Linked DNA regions of Homo sapiens: region 1 is linked to region 2. Evidence: chromatin contacts called from ENCODE Hi-C data. All regions are on one chromosome and are shown on one strand. The core of a region is the stretch at or near the end of the contact, and the rest is flanking DNA. Distances in the headings are between cores, read along the strand shown. Region 1 overlaps UBASH3B (ubiquitin associated and SH3 domain containing B). Region 2 overlaps SORL1 (sortilin related receptor 1).

Evidence for each region. Hi-C counts contacts between places; a loop is a spot of excess contacts on that map. Pooled maps may share reads with other maps.
Region 1: a pooled map shows a loop between it and region 2 (5-fold over the local background). The contact joins two enhancer-like sites. A Hi-C loop is called at or near these places in 4 of 50 pooled maps.

The regions. Positions count from the first base shown.
Region 1 is chr11:122,671,001-122,677,796 of GRCh38, reverse strand. The region is part of intron 1 of UBASH3B (ubiquitin associated and SH3 domain containing B); the gene reads right to left. Among named protein-coding and RNA genes, the nearest start is that of UBASH3B, 19 kb to the right of the region's middle. RefSeq lists an enhancer at 6,153-6,653. Within about 2 kb of position 2,501, at least 9 of the 41 ENCODE cell types and tissues checked have a DNase peak (open chromatin) inside an H3K27ac peak, as active enhancers do.
Region 2 is chr11:121,459,600-121,466,704 of GRCh38, reverse strand. The region is part of intron 1 of SORL1 (sortilin related receptor 1); the gene reads right to left. Among named protein-coding and RNA genes, the nearest start is that of SORL1-AS1, 10 kb to the right of the region's middle. RefSeq lists enhancers at 105-174, 1-937. Within about 2 kb of position 2,209, at least 29 of the 41 ENCODE cell types and tissues checked have a DNase peak (open chromatin) inside an H3K27ac peak, as active enhancers do.

The DNA.
Region 1 (6,796 bases), core at 1,252-3,751, 1.2 Mb before region 2:
CTGCCTCAAAAGCAATAGTACCCTTATAAGAGCCTTTTTTTTTTCGAGAGGGAGTTTTGCTCCTCTTGCCCATGCTGGAGTGCAATGGCACCATCTCAGCTAGCACAGGGTATACAAAATAATAAATGTTAATAAAAGGTTATTAAAGAGATGAATGAATGGAGTGCTTATTATGTACCAGGCACCATGCAAAGGGCTAGGGAAAGATAAAAGACTAAGATACTATCTCTCCAAGGAGTCACAGTCTAGTCTGGGAAACTGACATAAGCTGACTTTGATGATGTGATAATGGTAAGTGCTCCACCAGAGGCACGGCATCAGGTACGTACAATGTTCCAGGGCAGCACAGACGCACATAAACACATTCTGCCTCGAGATGGGAATGTAGTATATAGGAGTTAGGAATGGATAATGCAACCTGAGAAATTTTCTCAAAGGAGAGAATATTTGAAAAGAACGTACAGTACTCCCTTGGTATCCATAGGGGAATGATTCCAGGACCTCCCTCAGATATCGAAATCCTCAAGTCCTTGATATAAAATGGTGCAGTATTTGCATATAACCCATGCACACCCTCCTGTGTACTTTAAATCATCTCTGGGTTACTTATAATACCGATTACAACATAGAAGCTATGTAAATAGTTGTTATACTGTATTGTTCAGGAAATAATGGCAGGAAAAAATTCTGTTCATGTTCAGTACACATGCAATTTTTCCCCCCAATATTTTTGATTTGCAATTGGTTGAAACAACAAATTCAAAACCTATGGACATGGAGGGCCGACTGTATAACATTTCATCTAAGAGAAAAATGTACCCAGGATGAAGTTATCCATGGATTCATCAACAAACATAAGCAAGACCCAGAGGTGTTGAAAATGCAAGGGCTTGAGTGATAAAGGCGGCTTTCATAAAGGTGGCTGAGTCACACAGAAGAGCCTGGGGGCGGGAGGCAAAGGTGAGCAGGAAGGGCCAGAAGGTGACAGTGATGCCAGGAAATACAGAAGGGAGCCTGAGGGGAAGACAGGGAGACAACAGTTCAATAATGCAGGGATGCTGGAATGTCGCTATTTAGAATTTTTTTTTAGACAGGGTCTGGCTCTGTCACTCAGGCTGGAGTACAGTGGCACATTCTTGGCTCACTGCAACCTCCATCTCCTGGGCTCAAGCAATCCTCCCACCTCAGCCAGTGTAACTGAGACTACGGGCCTGTGCCACCATGCCCAACTAGTTTTTGTATATATTATTTTTTTGAGATGGAGTTTTGCTCTTGTTGCCCAGGTTGGAGTGCACTGGCGCAATCTCGGCTCACTGCAACCTCTGCCTCCCAGGTTTTCAAGCGATTCTCCTGCCTTAGCCTCTTGAGTAACTGGGATTACAGGCACCTGCCACCACGTCCAGCTAATTTTTGTATTTTTAGTACAGACACGTTTTACCATGTTGGCCAGGCTGGTCTTGAACTCCTGACGTCAGGTAAACCACCTGCCTCGGCCTCCCAAAGTGCTGGGATTACAGCTGTGAGTCATCCTGCCCAGCCAGTTGTTGTATTTTTTTAGTAAAGACGGGGTTTCTCCTTGTTGCCCAGGCTGGTCTCGAACTCCTGGGCTCAAAGCGATCCTCTTGCCTCAGCCTCTCAAAGTGTTGGGATTACAGGCCTGAGCCACCACACCCAGCCAAAAATTTTTTTAATGAAATCTTACAAGGGCTGTTAGGGTGAGGTGGGAGAGCTGAGGGGTCTAAAGCCAGATAAACTTCAGTGCATTGGCACAGTCACTTCTGAGTGGGATAAATCCTTTAATGTATCTGTCTTGCTTTTCTCATTTGTAAAATGGAAGTACTGCTTACTACTTTCCTCAGGATTGGGAAAAGAGTAAAATTACACATAGTAGGTTCAGAACAAATGTAAGCTCTCACTCTCTCTCTATTTAATTGTAAAGAAGTTCCAAATACCCTGCAGTTCCAAGATGGTCCGCTGCAAACTGGAGGAAAATGGGCTCTGCCTTCAGCAGGTGCCTCCTTGTTTTGTGATTATCTACTGTGTATGCGTCTATCTCCTTCCTACTCTCAGGAATTCACTGGGGCCAGGATTACATCCTGTTTATCTCTGGGGGCCATGGACCCCAGTGCTTGGCTCATCAGAGGTGCTCCTTGCAGCTTTGAAGAACTAAATTGCACAGATGGGCAAAGCAGACATAAACTGTCTTACCCAAAGTCACAGGACAGAACAGCGGCTGAGCTAGTTCTAGAACTTTGACCTCACAGTCCATTGATTTCATGATGCCACATGGTCTCAGACCAAACAGAACAAAGACTCTGATCTCATCCAGTGACATATCAATTCCTCTCCAAATCCCCACCAAATGGGAACTGCCACAGAACGCTGAGCATCCGCGTCACCTTTCTCTTTCTCAGAACAGCATCCACACTTTCACACGGAGGAACAGAACCAACACTCAAAACAACTCTTAAAACACTTTCCTGCAATGTGGTCTCTAAACACAGGAAACAGCAGCTGGCTGCATTGCCAGTAATGCTTATTTGCCAGTCAGGGTGCTAGAGCTCTGTGTGCAAGTTTAAAGCTGTGATCCAGGAACAAAAATAAACCAGCAAAGCAGAAACCGAGGCACCATAAACACGGGTCTAATAAAAGGTTTTTGGAGCCAGGAAAACTTGGGTTAGGGACCCAGCTCTGCCACTTAATCATGGTGCATGTTTAATAAACTCAGTTTCCTCATCTGTAAAATGGGTTTATTAATACTAACTGCAGGCCAGGCACGGTGGCTTATGCCTGTAATCCCAGTACTTTGGGAGACGAAGGTGGGTGGATCACCAGAGGTGAGGAGTTCGAGACCAGCCTGGCCAACATGGTGAAACCCTGTCTCTACAAAAAATACGAAAATTAGCCGGGTATGATGGTGCACGCCTGTAATCCCAGCTCCTCAGGAGGCTGAGACAGGAGAATCGCTTGAACCCAAAAGGCGGAGGTTGCAGTGAGCTGCGATTGTGCCACTGCACTCCAGCCTGGGCCTCAGAGCGAGACTCCGCCTCAAAAAAAAAAAAAAAAAAAAAACTAACTGCAGAGCTTTGCTGTGCTGAGTAAGAAGACAATGTTTGGGCTGGGCGCGGTGGCTCATGCCTATAATCCCAGTACTTTGGGATGCCGAGGAGGGCAGATCACGAGGTCAGGAGATCAAGACCGTCCTGGCTAACATGGTGAAACCCTGTCTCTACTAAAAATGCAAAAAAATTAGCCGGGTGTGGTGGCGGGCGCCTGTAGTCCCAGGTACTGGGGAGGCTGAGGCAGGAGAATGGCGTGAACCGGGGAGGCGGAGCTTGCAGTGAACTGAGATCGCGCCGCTGCACTCCAGCCTCAGCAACAGAGCTAGACTCCGTCTCAAAAAAAAAAAAAAAAAAAGACAGACAATGTTTGTAAGGTGCCATGGCTTATGATTGGCACATAAGAGATGACTGAATGGTATTTACCTCCAACAGCTTTGAGAATCTAATATGAATTCACTTGACAAAATCCAGCTCTTCAGAGGAACGAGGGGCCCCAACTCGAGTTATTTTCACTAGCTCTTTCATGATTCCATAGCACCGTTTACATCTCTGTGTTTGTGGGCACTTAGCAGACTGCTGTATACTTATTTGGTTTTCTTTTTTTATTTTGATATAATTTAATTTTTATTTTTGTTTTCCCTACTAGACTGGGAGCACCAAGGTGGCAGCTCATTCTCTAGCCATATCTGTTTCTTTTGATACTAGCAGAGCACACACTTAATAAATGTGTGTGGGAAAAACAACAACACAGCCCTATTAACAGGAAATTAGTGGAAGAAAAAGAGGCATCCTGAACCCTAGATATGCAGCTCTAAAAAGATACTCTAATATTCTGGCAGGAGTCCAGCAGTAAGCTGAGAAAGGCTGAAGAAATTTGAGAGTACTTCCTTCTTCATCATGATCTTCTTTTTCTTTTAAAGTAGAAAATCCCCTCTGCAGAAAGAGCAATTCCAGAGCAAAGAGGACCAAACAAGGAGATAGGATTGGACTCTTTAGCAAAAAAATATGCATTCTCTCCATCATCAGAAATTGCAGTGACAATAGAAAGAGCGCCAGGCCTTCTGGAACTTTTTTAAGTGACGGAGTCTCACTCTGTCGCCCAGGCTGGAGTGCAGTGGAGCCATCTCGGCTCACTGCAAGCTCTGCCTCCCGGGTTCACGCCATTCTCCTGCCTCAGCCTCCCGAGTAGCTGGGACTACAGGCGCCCGCCACCATGCCTAGCTAATTTTTATTTTTATTTTTGTATTTTTAGTAGAGACGGGGTTTCACCGTGTTAGCCAGGATGGTCTCGATCTCCTGACCTTGTGATCTGCCCGCCTCAGCCTCCCAAAGTGCTAGGATTACAGGCGTGAGCCACCGCGCCCAGCCCTGGAACTTTCTATGGTAAGGAGTTAAAGGTTGGCTAAGGCTATTCCTTTTACTGCTGAAAACTTCAGCCTCCTAACTTACAAATTCAAATCCTCCTGAGTCTCAAGGGCCTGCATCCCCAGCTCAACAGTTCCTTTTCTTCCTCCTAAGGTGGCTGTTCTGCCCTGGCTTGGTTACACTGGACTTGCTTCCCATCTCCTTTGCTGAGGCCTCTCTCAGCAGTAATCCCTTCCCAAAATGCTGAGCACAACTCACTGTCACGTGCCCAGAGGCCAGACAGTGGCTGGCCAGTGAACGCTTGCCCAACCAGCGAATGCTGAGGGCTCATCTTTCCTAAGGCCATTGCTCAATTCCATCAGTTCATCACTGCACATCCCCTCAGCCCTGGGGTATGGATAATCCATCCCTAACCAACCTGAGAATCATGCCCATGAAAGCCGCTATCCAGAAGCTGATCCATAAAGGACACCCCTAGAGGCCATGTCCCTACTGCAGGCTGGCCCAGCCTGGTCCCCCAGGGACTTTAGGTATGCTCCTGACTCCAACACAGAATGCTTGGGTCCTTCTGAGGAGGCTAACCAGGAAGCTCTGCTGTGCTCACTCAGAACCAGAGAAAACTCTCGCTGAGGAGGTCGAGCATCTGTACGTGGGCCAATGGTTTCCAAAAGTTGTTTTTTCTTGTGAACTGAAATCTGACCCTGTCCCCAGCAATTATAACCACTCATTAAAGTTCACAAAATAGGCCGGGCACTGTGCCTCACGCCTGTAATCCCAGCACTTTGGGAGGCCGAAACAGGCAGATCACCTGAGGTCAGGAATTCGAGATCAGCCTGGCCAACATGGTGAAACCCCATCTCTACTAAAAACACAAAAAGTAGCTGGGTGTGGTGGTGTGCATCTGTGATCCCAGCTACATGGGAGGTTGAGGTTGAGGCAGAAGAATCGCTTGAATCCGGGAGGCAAAGGTTGCAGTGAGCCAAGATTGTACCACTGGACTCCAGCCTGGGTGACAGGGAGACTCCATCTCAAAAAAAAAAAAGTTCACAAAATAGGCATCCGTTTTTCAGTTGACAGCCCTTTCACTCTTAGAGGAGAGATACCCTCCATCCCTCTCCATCATACCACATTATGTTGAAGTCATCTGCTTGGGTCTGTCTTCTTCAAGAGGTTGAGGGCTCCTTGTGGTCAGGGTCTTATTCATGATTGTACCTTCAGAATGCGGCACAATTCCCAGGTGCCTGACACAAAGTCACTGCTCAGTAAACTTTTGTTGGACTAACAGGAGCCTGGTTCTGTCCTGCCTCAACATCTTCCTTATCTCTGCATGTCTTTTCCAGACTAAACATCGGTAGCCCTGCATGACCTGTTTCCCAGGACAACCCATTCTGGGGCAGCGGCTGGTGCCCCAGCATGCAGAAGATGGAAAAGGAACATTAAAAAACCAAACAACAAAAAACAAACCAAAAAAAACTTCACATACTGAGATTCCATCCTCCACATCCTTCGGAGCCAGCTGCACAGCAAACAGCAACCGTCTGTTTACTCAACACCCCCTGGGAGTCATCCCATTCGGAAGTCTTCACCAGTCACGCACAATGCAGGCCATCTCACCGAGGCGGTTTTCCTGGTGTCCCACCGCTCTTCCTCTGAGGCCCATCTCTCCTGCTCCACTGGTCTGTAAGGCTGGCAGCCACAGGCCGGAACAAGACAGCCCACTTGTGGCCTCCCTGCCAAGGCCTGATGGATAAAGTGATACCGGGAGATCTGTGGTGTCTGAGGCGGCCAGACAGCAAGGGGACACAGCTGTCTGTTCAGCCTTCCATTTGTGGGCCTGTGGTCTTACGTTTGGAGGAAGATAAGAACTTCAAATATTCTCCTCCAACCTGATGTAGAAAAGCTGCTGCAGATCTGAGGCCTGACGTCCCAGGAGGGTATCTTGATTGCTCAGTGGATCTTCAAGACCAGGTGCACACCACCATGCTGGCTAATTTTTATGCATTTTTTGTAGAGATGGGGTTTTGCCATGTTGCCTAGGCTAGTCTTGAACTCCTGGCCTTAAGCAATCTGCCTGCCTCATCCTCCCAAAGTGCTGGGATTATAGGCGTGAGCCACTGCGCCTGGCCCATGGATTTTTCTTGACAAGGCAGCAGCTCTGAACTTGCGAGGCCAGGCAGAAGGCAGGAGTGGTGTGGCTCCCACTGCGCACTGAGGAGCGCCACACTCCTAAGCCAGCTCCCCGCATCTCTGTTCCCCTCCTCAGAACACTCATCACACAAACTGAATGCTATTTTAATTATTCCTTCTAGCAGGGTGTGGTGGCTCACGCTTATAATCCCAGCACTTTGGGAGGCCGAGGTGGGCAGATC
Region 2 (7,105 bases), core at 960-3,459:
CTAGTTGCAGGAATCAGGAATGGATGCGCGCAGGACAGGGGAGCCAGCAGGCAGGCTGACAGGAAGTAAATTTTATTATCAAGACATGCATTCTACCCTCTGGCCTCACCTGTCTCCTCTGTCTCCACCTTGCCCCCATCCTCACCCCCAGGGGAAAGAAAAGAAGTCAACAAAGCAGGCTTTTCCTGCTAGCTCTCCATGGCATGTGGCCAAGACACCAGCAGCCCAGGGCAGACCCCAGCAATCAAGAACAACCCACAGGTCCCTAGATCCCTTTACTTAATCAGTGGCTTCCGGTTTGTTTGGTTCCTTTTCCATCCATCCCCAAGGATCTCCCCCTGATCTCCCCTTTCCTCCTCCCCAAGCCTTTTTCCATCGCCAATCCCCCACACAGGTCCCACACCCAGAAGACACTGGCCTGGGAGTGGGTGGGAGGGTGGTTTTCCCAGGAACATAACCTTGACGTGCAATCAGCTATAACCACAACCCCGGGGTGTGAACAACCTTCCCTCTCCCCTGTCTAGCTCACAGGGCATAGCTGGAGCTTGATAAATGAGACACAATTAATTGGAGCTGTTAAGGCAGCAGGGAGGGGCCGAGTGCCTCCCCTCAGAAGGCAAACAGAGAAAAATTACATGCCACAGAAACCTCTGAACACAGAAACTGCATCATAAACAACAAACAGCATCTGGCTCATTGGCAGGTCGTTAAGAGTCAAGATAACTCCTCCCACCCCACCCCCCAAAGATCACCTGGCCTAGGGGGGTCCCATGCCCCACTGAAGGTCAGAATCACCTAAGAGGCCCCACTCCACGCCTACCGGCTCTGTCGCCCTCTGCCTGGAGCCCAGGAATCAGTCTTTTTTAAAAGACACACCCAGCCGGGCGTGGTGGTTCATGCCTGTAATCCCAGCACTTTGGGAGGCCAAGGCAGGCAGATCACGAGGTCAGGAGATGGAGACCAACCTGGCTAACACAGTGAAAAACCGTCTCTACTAAAAATACAAAAAATTAGCCAGGCACGGTGGCACGTGCCTGTAGTCCCAGCTACTCGGGAAGCTGAGGCAGGAGAATTGCTTGAATCTGGGAGGCAGAGGTTGCAGTAAGCCAAGATCATGCCACTGCACTCCAGCCTGGGCGACAGAGCGAGACTCCGTCTCAAAAAAAAAAAAAGGAGACACACCCCAACCCCAGGTATTTCTAATGCAGCTTCTTTGGGAAACAATGAATCTAGTTGATTCCCCTGCCTCCTGGCAGGAGTTGGAACTAAATGACGGTAGCTAGAAAGATGTACCATTTTTGGCGGGGGGGCTTGTCTTTGGGGATTTGGGATGGTCATTAAAACTCTAGGATATACTGATGATATATGCTACAATGTGGCTGAACCTCACAAACAATATGCTAAGTGAAAGAAGCCAGATACAAAAGGTCACATATTGCATGATTGCATGACACCATTTATATGAAATGTCCCGAATAGGTAAATCCATAGGGAGAGAAAGCTGATTAGTGGTTACGAGGGGCTGGGAGATTGGAGAGGAGGGAATCACTGCTTAATGGGTAAGGGGTTTTATTTCAGAGCGATGGAAATGTTTTGGAAATCATGGTAGCACAACATTGCGGCGATATTAAGTTCACTGAACTGTTCACTTTAAAATGGCTAATTTTATGTAATGTGAAATATACTCAAATTTTTTTAAGGCCTCTAGGACCTGCAGAGAACATTATATTTCTCAAGTGCTAATCAAGAACCTAGGAGCTTCCACTCTTAAGAAGTGCTCCTTTTATCTCATCTCAAGCCCTCATGCTACCAAAATATGCAGCTAGAATGAGTCATACAGGAGGCAGGCTGTGGACTGGGTCTCTGGCCAAACCAATCCTTCAAAGTGCTGTCAGCGGCATCTGCAGAGCCACAGCATCCGCACAGGCCTCCCTGTCCCCAGCTGGAGAAACAGCCGCAGGCCCAAGGCTAGCATCCACCGCCAGCTCACAACAGTGGATGCCACCCACACCTTGACTCGCCTCGGCATCTTCATCGAACAAGTCCATATCACCCCACAAGTGTTGTCCCTCAGCCCCCTGCGTGCCCTGGCAACCCGGAGAGGTGAAATGATTCACCTCCTATTATTCAGAGTGAGGGGAAGGACCTGCTACCACCCAGTCCTCAAGTTCTGGGTTGTTATAAATAGAGGGGAGGAAGTCAATGGCTTGGATGAAGGGACTGATTACTCATGCGTTCACTTGCGGATGAAGTAGGCACTGAGGTCTGCTAGGTGCCAGGCACCCTGTAGGCTCTTTAATCATTTCTTACCTGTTAGCTCACACAGAGCACTTCTGGGGGAATTAGGGTTGCAAGTCTAAGCCAATGATGAGAAGTTTCCAATAAAACCACCGAAATCTGTATAGTTGTTGAGGCTTATGCAGGAGGTGGGGCCACTGAATAGAATGGGTCACAGGTACCCTCTCTACACCTCTTTCAAATTGGTCAAACCCAAAAATCAGGATGTCCTAGACTCCCACAGCTTGCAGTCCTCACAACTCCTACACAGCCTCCTCCCAAAACGCAGTACAAGGAGGACAAATAAGGCAGTCTGATTCATTTCTCTGCTTCACTAGCAGTGAAATACAAAGAAGCGTTTTTAAAATTCTACAATATAGCATAAAACAAATATCCTGTCCTTCAACTGTGAGGACAGAAGGAGCCAGGCACTCCCCTGAACTATATGACGAAACTGAGGAAGTCAAAGACAGCCTCCTGAGGTCCAAGGAGAACAAGGTTTTCCCAAACCATCCCTTTGCATGGCTTAAATGCTAGGTATGCAAATTGCCTCTCACTGTCCCCTTTCAAGACTGTGTTCTCACTATATTTAGCAGGCTTATTATCCTCCCTGGACTGCTCACCTCAGAAGGAAAGCTGAAATCTAGTTTACGAGCACTCCCGGAAGAGAGGCCCAGTTCATGGAATCTCAGCTCACTCACTTGACTTTTGAGTTTGCTCAAGATGCTTCACCTACAGAACTCCTGAACTACTTTGCTGATGAATTCAGGCTGCCCATTTTCCAGATGAGGAAACAAGGAGAGAATAACCTTGGACTAGAACTTAGCATTCACTACTATCTCCTTCACTGGAGCCATGACCATTCTACAGAGAAAAATACACATATGCCCTTTCCTTTCTCTTTGCTAAAAGGATGATAATCATAATCTCACTGCCTTATAATATCAGTTTAGAGAGCTTATTTCCCTTTCTGATTGATCCTTGGCAGCGAGAACCTATCTACTGTTTACCTCTGTGTGCCACTCTGTCCTGGTGAACCCACTTTGTCAATGAGCGAATATGCTTTGCTGTTTTGGGAGGGGCTCCCTACTAAAAAGAAACTGTGGAAAACTCTCTTTCTCATGAACATAATATCACCCCTTAATTTACCAGTTGGCAAAAAAAAAATGAGGAAAATATCAAAGCCAGAAAGAATCTCAGAGAACAATTAAATGAAATGCCACCTTTTGCAAATGAGATTAAGCTCAGAGACAGACTTTAAGGCAATGTGGTGGTTCTCACTGCCTGAAAACACACGGCCATGTGCAGGAAACACAGTCAGAGTGAGCACAGCAAATACCCCCTCAAGAGAGCGCACCCCAAGCCAGGACTTGCCCTACGTGAGGATTTCCCTGTGAGCCCAAAGTCATTTCTCACAGCTCTTCAGGATGGTTCCAGACCACAGACTTGCCCTCTGCAGCTTCACCATGAATAGCCCCTCACCGCGTTCAGTCAATAAGTATTTATCAAGCACTAACTATATACCAGATGCTATACTAGGTGTTAGTAAAATGGCAGACTCACATCTGCAATCCCAGCACTTTGGGAGGCCAAGGCGGGTGGATCCCTCGAGCCCAGGAGTTCAAGACCAGCCTAGACAACATGACACAACCCCATCTCTACAAAAAATACAAAAACTAGACGGGCCTGGTGGCGCATGCCTGTAGTCCCAGCTACTAGGGAGTCTGAGGTGGGAGGATCGCTTGTGCCCAAGAGATCGAGGCCGCAGTGAGCTATGATCATGCCACTGCACTCCAGCCTGGGCGACAGAGCTAGACCCTGTCTCAAAAAATAAAAAAGAAAGAAAAATAACACGATTCTAGGTCCTGCCTCATAGCTCTGAATATAGTAGGGAAAACACGCATTAAACAACTAATTCCAGGAATGATGATTGAATTACTGTTGTTACACAGGGGACCTAACCTCATATCGGGGAGAGAGTGAGGCTTCACTGAAGACCTGACCTATGTACTGACACCATAAGGATGAAGAGGGAGGAGTTAGGGAAAAGGGGATGGAAAAGTGAGGCAGAGAACATGGACCCAGACCTAAGGCAGGGCAGAGCAGAAGCCAGGAAGGAGAAGGGCCTTGAGACTTGCTGTGTTTGAAAAATTACAAGATCAGTGTGGCCAGGAGAAAGTGGAATTATGTGAGATCTCCAGGTTTTAAAGGTGGAGAAAAAAAAGTACTGCAAAAAAGCTGTGGATCCCTGCTTGAGATCAAAAATTTCACTAGATTACTTAGGATAGACAAATATGCCTGCATAAATCTGAAACAAGTTAGCGGGTTGGTTTGAGTCTTGTTCTCTCCGGTTTACCACCTGTCTAACTACGGGTAAGTCACTTCACCTTTTCAAGCTTCAAGATACTCATCTCTGAAATGAGATGAATAATCATTCTTATCTTCCCCATTTTTCAAGATTGTCGTAAGAATCAAATGAGATGCAGCCTGTGGATGTCATTTCATAAACTTCGACGCACTAAAACATCATTTCTTTTCATTACCAAATGCCTCTCAACCAAAATAAGCCATTCCTCACAAAACGGCTCCACATAGAACATTAACATTAGCGAAAGGCCTAAGAGCAAGCGATGACATATATAAAATGACAAAACACTGCACGCCTGAGTCAAGCTAGGAGCTCCTGCCTAACTGAAACTCACAGGCAGTTTTCTCCTTGATTCCCAGCCGAACTCTGAAACCTGGGGAAACCCAACCTCCAGGTCCCAAGGCTCCAGCCCAGAGGCGACACTGTTTTCTAGCACTTTCCTAACTCCAAGAGAAAAGCATGTAAACATTACATCCCAGAACCGAAGGCCTCTATACCCTACCAGTGGCTTCTTCACCACCCTGTGAGGGCAGCTATAAACAAGACTAATGGAGAAGGGGGAGTGCATTAAACCCATGGCTTGGCCAATTTCTCAGTAATAGGAGATGCCCTCTGGGCTACCAGGAGGTGAGGCAACAGGCGGACGTCCCACAGGCTCTGGTCTGCTAGCTAAACTCCCCCAGCTCTGTTTAGATAGCTCTTTCACCTCTAACCAACTTTCCACATCCACTGCTTCATTTTTCTCCTCTAGAGATTGAAGGCCTTGTTTCTGCAGTAACCGTCCCCCTCCAGCCCACCCATCACCACCACCACCAACAGCACACCTTGCCAAATTCAGCAAACCATGTGCACAGTTAACTGCAGATTTTTTTTTTTTTTAACCACTCAGTGAGAGAATTTCAGGGAACTAAATGTACACAGATGAGGTAAGTCATAGGTACAGAGTCTCAGGTTACTCAATTAATTGAGCACAGGTTCAAAGCATGCAAGTCCTTCCAAACACTTCTGGTTTCACAGGACACTCACCCCACTCTGCTCTGTCCCCACTCCCTGCCATCTCGGGCTCCTTGGCTGAGATCCTTGGGCAGATCAGCACTGGCCTTTCTCCCCAGGTCCCTGGGGCAGAGACAGGTGGAACTGTCTCGCATGTGTCTCCTGGGCTAATAGAGAAATGGGGTCCTTAACTATCTGGGACCTTAACCCTATAGCTTGCTATCTCACAGGTACCTATTAAAGTCTTCCCAGCCACAGTCCCCAAGCTAGCCTTTCTCCACAGGTGGCTCTTAACCCAGGGCCCTCCAGGCTCAACCAGATCATACCAGCCTTTCCAATGCCTCTGGGCACAGAGTTAAAAATTTCACCAAGGCCAGGCACGGTGGCTCACACCTGTAATCCCAGCATTTTGGGAGGCCAAGGTGGGTGAATCACGAGGTCAGGAGTTCGAGACCAGCCTGGCCAATATGGTGAAACCTCATCTCTACTAAAAATACAAAACAATTAGCCGGGCGTGGTGGTGCGCACCTGTAATCCCAGCTACTCAGGAGGCTGAGGCACAAGAATCGCCTGAACCTGGGAGGCAGAGGTTGCAGTGAGCCGAGATAGAGCCACTGCACTCCAGCTGGGTGACGGAGCGAGACTCTGTCTCAAAAAAAAAAAAAAAAAAAATTCATCATGACACTACACCTCAGCTCACCAGCCCCCCAAAGTCAGAAGGAAATCATCTCAGTATCCCTAAAATATTAAAATCCCAACTGAGGGCCCACCCATTGATTCACCCCCACATTTATTTCATGTAAGATTCACCCTAGTCATCTTCCCCCAGGGTTTCTACTCAACAGGCTAGTCTCTCTTCTAAATAATAGAGGTCACATCAGTTACCTTCTTCATTTAAAAAACCCCCAGAAAGGGGGGGAGATAATAAACAACATATTGGTCTCTACACGGCACAAATGCATTTGATATAGGTACATCTTTTTATTGTCCTTGTCAGCCACTCAGATTTGGGATATAATCACATCAGCCTGCCTTTCTGAGAATTCGTAGCTGTGTTTTGAATCTAATTCAGGGGACTGGAGATAAATCATTGTGAAGGGTCCTGATTTTCCAAGCTAAGAGCCTGCAGCAGCAGCAACAGCAATGGCAAGCTAAGTTAAAAGGTCAGCCAAGAAGTGGGGGAGGTTTATATGCAAAGATGAAGACCACACGCCTGTAGTGTTTGTCTTCATGCCAATCTGGAGGGTTGAAGGGAAGAAAGACAGACCCAGCTACATCAAGGTAAGTCAACAAAAGCACAGGAAGCAAAGGGCAGGGCAGGGAGATGGCCCCACTGTTAAGGCACTGTTTACATCTTTCATTGCTAAACAGAACGTGCAGGGTCTGCGCTCCACCTTAGCAAAGCCCGATACAAGTGCAGTGTTTGCGCAAGGCCAGATGAGAAGTGAAGCCACAGAGATCTGGTTC